Linked DNA regions of Homo sapiens: region 2 is linked to region 1. The links are chromatin contacts, found by Hi-C in ENCODE. All regions are on one chromosome and are shown on one strand. Each heading gives the region's core, a stretch centred on a gene start or an enhancer-like site at or near the end of the contact. The rest is flanking DNA. Distances are from core to core; before and after follow the strand shown. Region 1 has its middle 43 kb from the start of PTPRJ. Region 2 holds the start of OR4S1 (olfactory receptor family 4 subfamily S member 1).

The links. A loop is a pair of places that touch in the nucleus more often than their neighbours do. Pooled maps may share reads with other maps.
Region 2: a loop to region 1 is called in a map of naive thymus-derived CD4-positive, alpha-beta T cell, with 8 times the contacts of the local background. The contact joins the promoter of OR4S1 here to the enhancer-like site in region 1. A Hi-C loop is called at or near these places in 3 of 168 maps with a recorded cell type or tissue (A673, IMR-90 and naive thymus-derived CD4-positive, alpha-beta T cell), 14 of 37 single-sample maps with no recorded cell type and 15 of 50 pooled maps.

What each region holds. Positions count from the first base shown.
Region 1 is chr11:47,935,851-47,939,429 of GRCh38, forward strand. No RefSeq gene overlaps it. Among named protein-coding and RNA genes, the nearest start is that of PTPRJ, 43 kb to the right of the region's middle. Within about 2 kb of position 1,940, at least 4 of the 41 ENCODE cell types and tissues checked have a DNase peak (open chromatin) inside an H3K27ac peak, as active enhancers do.
Region 2 is chr11:48,304,171-48,307,749 of GRCh38, forward strand. OR4S1 (olfactory receptor family 4 subfamily S member 1) reads left to right here and starts at 2,053. Exons shown (of 1, transcript NM_001004725.1): 1 at 2,053-2,982. The coding sequence starts at 2,053. The coding sequence ends at 2,982.

The sequences.
Region 1 (3,579 bases), core at 690-3,189:
GCCACAGCTATCATTCCTTGAAGTCTTACTAATGTGCCAGGCACAGTCCTAAGCACTTTATATACATTATCTACGTAATTATACAATCCCTCCCCGTTTTTTTTTTTTTAGCTCAAGTTGAGGCTCAGATAAGTCAGCCACTTGTCTGACAGCACTAAAAAATGAGATTCTGACAGTGCCCATAGCTAACATGCCATTCTGTCCCACCTACCCTTAAAGAATTGATCCCTAGTAGGGGAGCCACAACACAGCCATCAAAAGAGAAATCCATCCAATATGTACTGTTGGATATATACCCAGCAGGAGCCAGAGATTCAGTGAAGGAAGATTCTTAGGACTGAAAAGAACAGAAAAGGAAGGTGCCCCCAAATGGGGGAGGGGGGTGTGAGTCTTCTGTGAAAATGGAGGCCAGGAGTGGTGGTTCATACTTGTAATCCCAGCACTTTAGGAGGCCGAGGTGGGAAGATTGTTTGAGCCTTGGAGTTGAAGACCAGCCTGGGCAACATAGCGAGACCCGTTTTTCTATTTTTTTTTTTTAAAGAAAGAAAAGGCCAGGCATATGCTTGTAATTCAGCACTTTGGGAGGCTGAGGTGGGTGGATCACCTGAGTTCAGGAGTTCAAGGTCAGCCTGACCAATATGGTGAAACCATGTCTCTACTAAAAATACAAAAAAAAAAAAATTAGCCGGGTGTGGTAGTGAGTGCCTGTAGTCCCAGCTACTCGGGAGGCTGAGGCAGGAGAATTGCTTGAACCTGGGAGGTGGAGGTTGCAGTGAGCTGAGATCTCGCCACTGCACTCCAACCTAGGCAACAGAGTGAGACTCGGCCTCAAAAAAAAAAAAAAAAAAAAAGAAGAAGAAGAAGAAAAGAAAAATGGATAGGTTTAGAGATGAAAAGAAAGCAGAGTAGAGAGAGGATATGAAGAGAAAATAAAGAGGGGAGGAAAAGCATCCACTCTTGTTAAGGAGGGCCATGAGCCTAAAATGTTGACTCCTCCTATCCCCACTACCCTGTGTCTCCTCTAAAGAATCCACCAGCTGGTCTTGTTAGCTCTACTTCCAGAAACGTCCGTGATTCCTCCACTTCTCTCCATCTGCACTGCCACCTGCCTTCAGGCCACATCACCCCTCACCTGGTCTTCTTACTTCTTTTCTTTCTTTCTTTTTTTTTTTTTTTTGAGACAGGCTCTCACTCTATAGCCCAAGCTGGAGTGCAGTGGCGAGATCTTGGCTCTGCAACCTCTGCCTCCGGGATTCAAGCGATTCTCCTGCCTCAGCCTCCTGAGTAGCTGGGATTACAGGCACCCGCCACCATGCCCGGCTACTTTTTTTTTTTTTTTTTGGATTTTTAGTAGAGACGGGGTTTCACCATGTTGGCCAGGCTGGTCTCAAACTTCTGACCTCAAGTGATCCACCCGCCTCAGCCTCCCAAAGTGCTGGGATTACAGGCATGAGCTACTGCGCCCGGCCTGGTCTCCTTACTTCTTTTACACTTTTCATAGTTCATTCTCCACACAATAGCTAGAATCATCTTTTAAAACATAGATCATTTCACTCTTCTGTGAACATCTTTTTACTTAAAAAAAAAATTTTGGGGGGACAGGGTCTCACTCTGTCACCCAGGCTGGAGTATAGTGGTGTGATCACAGCTCACTGCAGCCTTGACCTTCCAGGATCAAGTGATCCTCCTGCCTCAGCCTCTCAAATAGCTGTACTACAGGCACATGTCACCATGCCTGGCTAATTTTTGTATTTGTGTAGAGGCGGGGTTTTGCTGTGTTGCCCAGGCTGATCTCAAACTCTTGGGCTCAAGTGATCTGCCTGCCTTGGCCTCCCAAAATGCTGGAATTACAGGAATGAGCCACTGTGCCATGACCTCTTTTTTTTTTTTTTTTTGAGACAGAGTCTCACTCTGTCACCCAGGCTGGAGTGCAGTGGCGCAATCTCGGCTCTCTGCAGGCTCGACCTCCTGGGCTCAAGTGATTCTTCCGCTCTAGCTTCCCGAGTAGCTGGGACTACAGAAGCATGCCACCACGCCCAGCTAATTTTTAAATTTTTTTGTAGAAATGGGATTTCCATATATTGCCCAGGCTGGTCTCAAACTCCTGGGCTCAAGCAATCTGCCCACCTCAGCCTCCCAAAGTGCTAGGATTACAGGCGTGAGCCACCATGCCCGGCCTGTGTGATCATCTTTTATCAGCTTCCTGCTGCACTTGGAATAGAATCAAAGCTCCTGGCCAGGCTGTTTGAGCTGGCCCCTGCCCACCTTCCTGACCTTATCTCCTACCAATCTCCCTTGCCCTCGTTACTTCCTTCAATTCACCCCGAGGACATGAGAAGCTTGTTTTCAGGGGCCTTTGCATTTGCTTTTTCTTTTGTCTGGAACACTCTGCTTCCAGGTCTCTGCATGGCTGTCCCCTTCCTACTCAGGTCTTCCTTAAATGTGTGCCCACAGAGAAGACTTCCTGACCACTAGGTCCAGCGCAGCCCCAGTGCCTTTCTGTCACTGCACCCTGATTCATGACGTTGTGTGTGCTCCTGCTATCACAGCCTGGCCCTCATCACTGTCTGCAATAATCGTACTCCTGTGTTTGCTTGTTTATTGTCCATTTTTCCCTCTAGAATGTAAACTGCATGAGGATAGAAATTTCTCTTGTTCATCACACCAGTGCCTACAGCTATGAGTGTTTGGCAATAGTAGGGATGTAGGCCGGGTGTGGTGGCTCACATCTGTAATCCCAGCACTTTGGGAGGCTTATAAGGTGGGTGGGTCACCTGAGGTCAGGAGTTCAAGACCAGCCTGGCCAACATGGTGAAACCCCGTCTCTACTAAAAATACAAAAATTAGCCAAGCGTTGTGGCACATGCCTGTAATCCCAGCTACTTGGGAGGCTGAGGCAGGAGAATCACTTGAACCTGGGATGCGGAGGCTGCAGTGAGCCAGAGTACACCATTGCACTCCAGCCTGGGAGGCACAGTGAGATTCCGTCTCAAAAAAAAAAAGTAGGGATATAATAAACAGTTATTGAGTGAATGGAGGGATGGGCTGAATTGATTGGAACAAAGAGTTCTGGTGAAACAAAGAAGTGAGTGGGTCAGGGAGACATATTTGAAAGGATTAGGGCGAGATTGAGGTGAGGTGGGCCTCAGATGGTAGCTGAAAGCCTCTAACTGTTTTCTGTGGGCAGTAGAGAGCTGCTGAAAGTTGTTGATTTCCTGAAAGCAAGGTTTGCTTAATACTAGTGTGTAGGATGGATTAGAGGAGTGCCTAGGGGTAGGCAGTTAGGAGAGTTAGGAGACTACTGGAAATCCATAGGCCGGGTGTGGTGGCTCATGTCTGTAATCCCAGCACTTTGGGAGGCTGAGGCAGGAGGACTGCTCGAGGCCAGGAGTTTGAGACCAGCATGGGCAACATGAGAAAACCCCATCTCTACAAAAAAATACAAAAATTAGTTGGGCATGGTGGCATGCCTGTTGTCCCAGCTACTCGGGTGGCTGAAGTTGGGGGATCACTTGAGCCTGGGAAGCGGAGGTTGCAGTGAGCTGAGATCATGCTATTGCACTCCAGCCTGGGTGACAG
Region 2 (3,579 bases), core at 803-3,302, 370 kb after region 1:
TATTCTATTTCTTCATAATTCAGTCTTGTTAGATTGTATGTGGCCAGGAATTTATCTGTTTCTTTTGGGTTATTCAATTTGTAAGTCTATAATTGTTCATAGTAGTCTTTTGTGATTCTTCATATTTCTGTGGTATGAGTTGTAATGTCTCTTCTTTCATTTCTCATTTTATTTATAAGTCTTCTCTCTTTTTTATTTGATTTTTAATGTATTTTCAATATCTGTGTTAAATTTCTCATTTTGGTTTTTTACTATGTTCCTGATTTTTTAAAAATGATTTCTCTGTATTTTCCTTTACTTCATGAAGCTTTAAAAGCAATTATGTTGAATTATTTTTCAGCCTGTTTACATACCTCCATTTCTTTGGGGTCAGCAACTTGGAAATTATTGTGTTCTTTTGGTGGTATGATTTCTTGGTGTTTCATTGTTTCTTGTTACCCTCTTATTGATGTCTGCACATTTGGTGGAGTAGTCATCTCTTGCAAATTTCATTGGCTAATTTCAGTGTGGAAAGATTTTCTCTTATGGGGCATGATGGTGCTTTGCAATCCTTGTGGCCCAGACTGACACAAGCATATAATGGGATGGACTGAGTGGGTGGGATGGATTGGTTTTGGCACCAGTGGGATGTGGCTTTATAGTCTTTGTGTGGCCCTGTTAGCTGACGTCAATGTTGACCCAGATTTGAGGGATCCTCAGTGGCCAAATTCTTGGATGTTTGCAGTGACAGCAAGGGTTTTCAGGCTCGTTGCTGGTAGTGGCTGCTAAGGTCTTCCTTATTTAATTTTCTCCCACTGGGGAAGTTGTGGCTTAGGGAACCATTTGACATGGTTCTGGTATGTGTGCTTCCTCTTGATGTTGGTGGCACAGGTGTATTTTGGGTGGCACCTATTGTGCAGCCATGTAACTGAGGCTTGGGTCATGGGCACACCTGAAGGAACTATGGTTCTGGGATCTGGAATGATAATGACACTGGTGCTTAGGGTGAAGACACTCCTGCCACCACATAGGTAACAGTGCTAGAGGTGTGAATGCTTTGAAGCAGCCAGGGAGCCAAGAATGGGAGCATAGATATATGTAGAGTTACAATGGCTCTGGAGTTGGGGTAGGGACTAACTTTCTGTGGAGGGTGAACTGGTGCCCAAAGTGTGGGCATGCCCAGAGAGACCTTGACTCCAGGGCCCAGAGCTTGCTCTAGTGATGGCCCAGTGTCTGATACATGGGTGGGTGCAGTGCAGTCCCAGACCCTGGGTCTGAGTGTGAGCTCTCAAGGGGCAGCTGCAGTTTGGGGTTTGCATGGTGTTGGGGAGGTGGCAGCTCCTTTTCCAAAGTAGCTCAATAGCATCTGCTTCTTGCAGGTGGAGGCAGTACAGTTGTGTCTCCCTCTCTAGGGTTTCCTGGTGGGAATGGCTCTTGGTTATCTCAGTGGCATAAATGCTAGCGTTCTCTGCAAAGCAGGGATCTTGATGACTACCACCACATGGCTGATACTAATTGCCTCAACCTTTCCTGTTTGTTCCTAACCATCTCCTGGCATCTCAAGTATGCAGATATCACTAGAAATCCTTCGTGTGCGGCTATTCTCCATGTTTTTGCTCCTCTGTATTGCTGCAGATTCTTTAATGGGCCCTTGAACCCTCGCAGACCTATTTTGGTTTGTGGATAGCTGTCTCTCTCTCGCTCTAGAGATATATATATAAGATATACATATTTATATATTATATATTTAAGATATATATATTTATATATTATAGATTTATATATATTATTATATATAATATAAATTATATATTATATATATAATATATATTATAATATATATTATATATTATATATATATAATATATATTATTATATATAATATATAATTTATATATATATATAATAATATATTATATATATTATATATGTATTTTTTGTGATGGGGATGAAGGCTAGTATCTTTCTTACTCCATAATCTTGGTGGTATCTCAGAAAACTTTCTTATGTCTCATAATTTATGTCTTTGCAGAGCCAGCCAGCCACTTTGTCGGTCATCAGGGCAGATAATCCATGGGTGCCAAGAACAATGTGACTGAGTTTGTTTTATTTGGCCTTTTTGAGAGCAGAGAGATGCAGCATACATGCTTTGTGGTATTCTTCCTCTTTCATGTGCTCACTGTCCTGGGGAACCTTCTGGTCATCATCACCATCAATGCTAGAAAGACCCTGAAGTCTCCCATGTATTTCTTCCTGAGCCAGTTGTCTTTTGCTGACATATGTTATCCATCCACTACCATACCCAAGATGATTGCTGACACTTTTGTGGAGCATAAGATCATCTCCTTCAATGGCTGCATGACCCAGCTCTTTTCTGCCCACTTCTTTGGTGGCACTGAGATCTTCCTCCTTACAGCCATGGCCTATGACCGCTATGTGGCCATCTGTAGGCCCCTGCACTACACAGCCATCATGGATTGCCGGAAGTGTGGCCTGCTAGCGGGGGCCTCCTGGTTAGCTGGCTTCCTGCATTCCATCCTGCAGACCCTCCTCACGGTTCAGCTGCCTTTTTGTGGGCCCAATGAGATAGACAACTTCTTCTGTGATGTTCATCCCCTGCTCAAGTTGGCCTGTGCAGACACCTACATGGTAGGTCTCATCGTGGTGGCCAACAGCGGTATGATTTCTTTAGCATCCTTTTTTATCCTTATCATTTCCTATGTTATCATCTTACTGAACCTAAGAAGCCAGTCATCTGAGGACCGGCGTAAGGCTGTCTCCACATGTGGCTCACACGTAATCACTGTCCTTTTGGTTCTCATGCCCCCCATGTTCATGTACATTCGTCCCTCCACCACCCTGGCTGCTGACAAACTTATCATCCTCTTTAACATTGTGATGCCACCTTTGCTGAACCCTTTGATCTATACACTAAGGAACAACGATGTGAAAAATGCCATGAGGAAGCTGTTTAGGGTCAAGAGGAGCTTAGGGGAGAAGTGACATTCCAGAGAATCTCAATCCAGCTAGGAAATTGGGAGACTTTCCATCTTGTAGCATCTAACACAGCCTTTTTATTTCCAGTCTGATGTTTGCAATGGCAATTATCCTCCTAGCTCTTGTTGTTATAATAATTCCACATATTCTTTCAATCCTTTATTCATTAAATATTTATTGGATGTTTACAGTGAGTGAGAATACAAATAAAAGTAAGATATAATCTTTCCCTCAAGGAGAGTACAGTCCAGGATGCTTTTAGTGCGATATTTAAGAGCTCATTCAGGAAACGTGTGAGGGCCTGTGAATGAGGGAGTGTCTTGGAAGTCCAGATATCTCATTGATAAATGAATAAAATCACTACATAATTCCTTTGTGTTGGCTAACACAGTGCTCAATGGAATTCATTCTTTTCTTTTAAGAGTAAAGAGCCACTTTACTCTTACCCTTTCATGCTCTCAGCAGGCAGATAAATAAATAAATAAGTAAATAAATAATGTGGAGAGGTCAAGGGATTTACTAAAAGTTACACTTTAACTCCAGAGCAGGGTGAGGACTAGAACACAGGTCCCTAAGTCAGCTTTCAGAGCTTTTCCTCAGGAC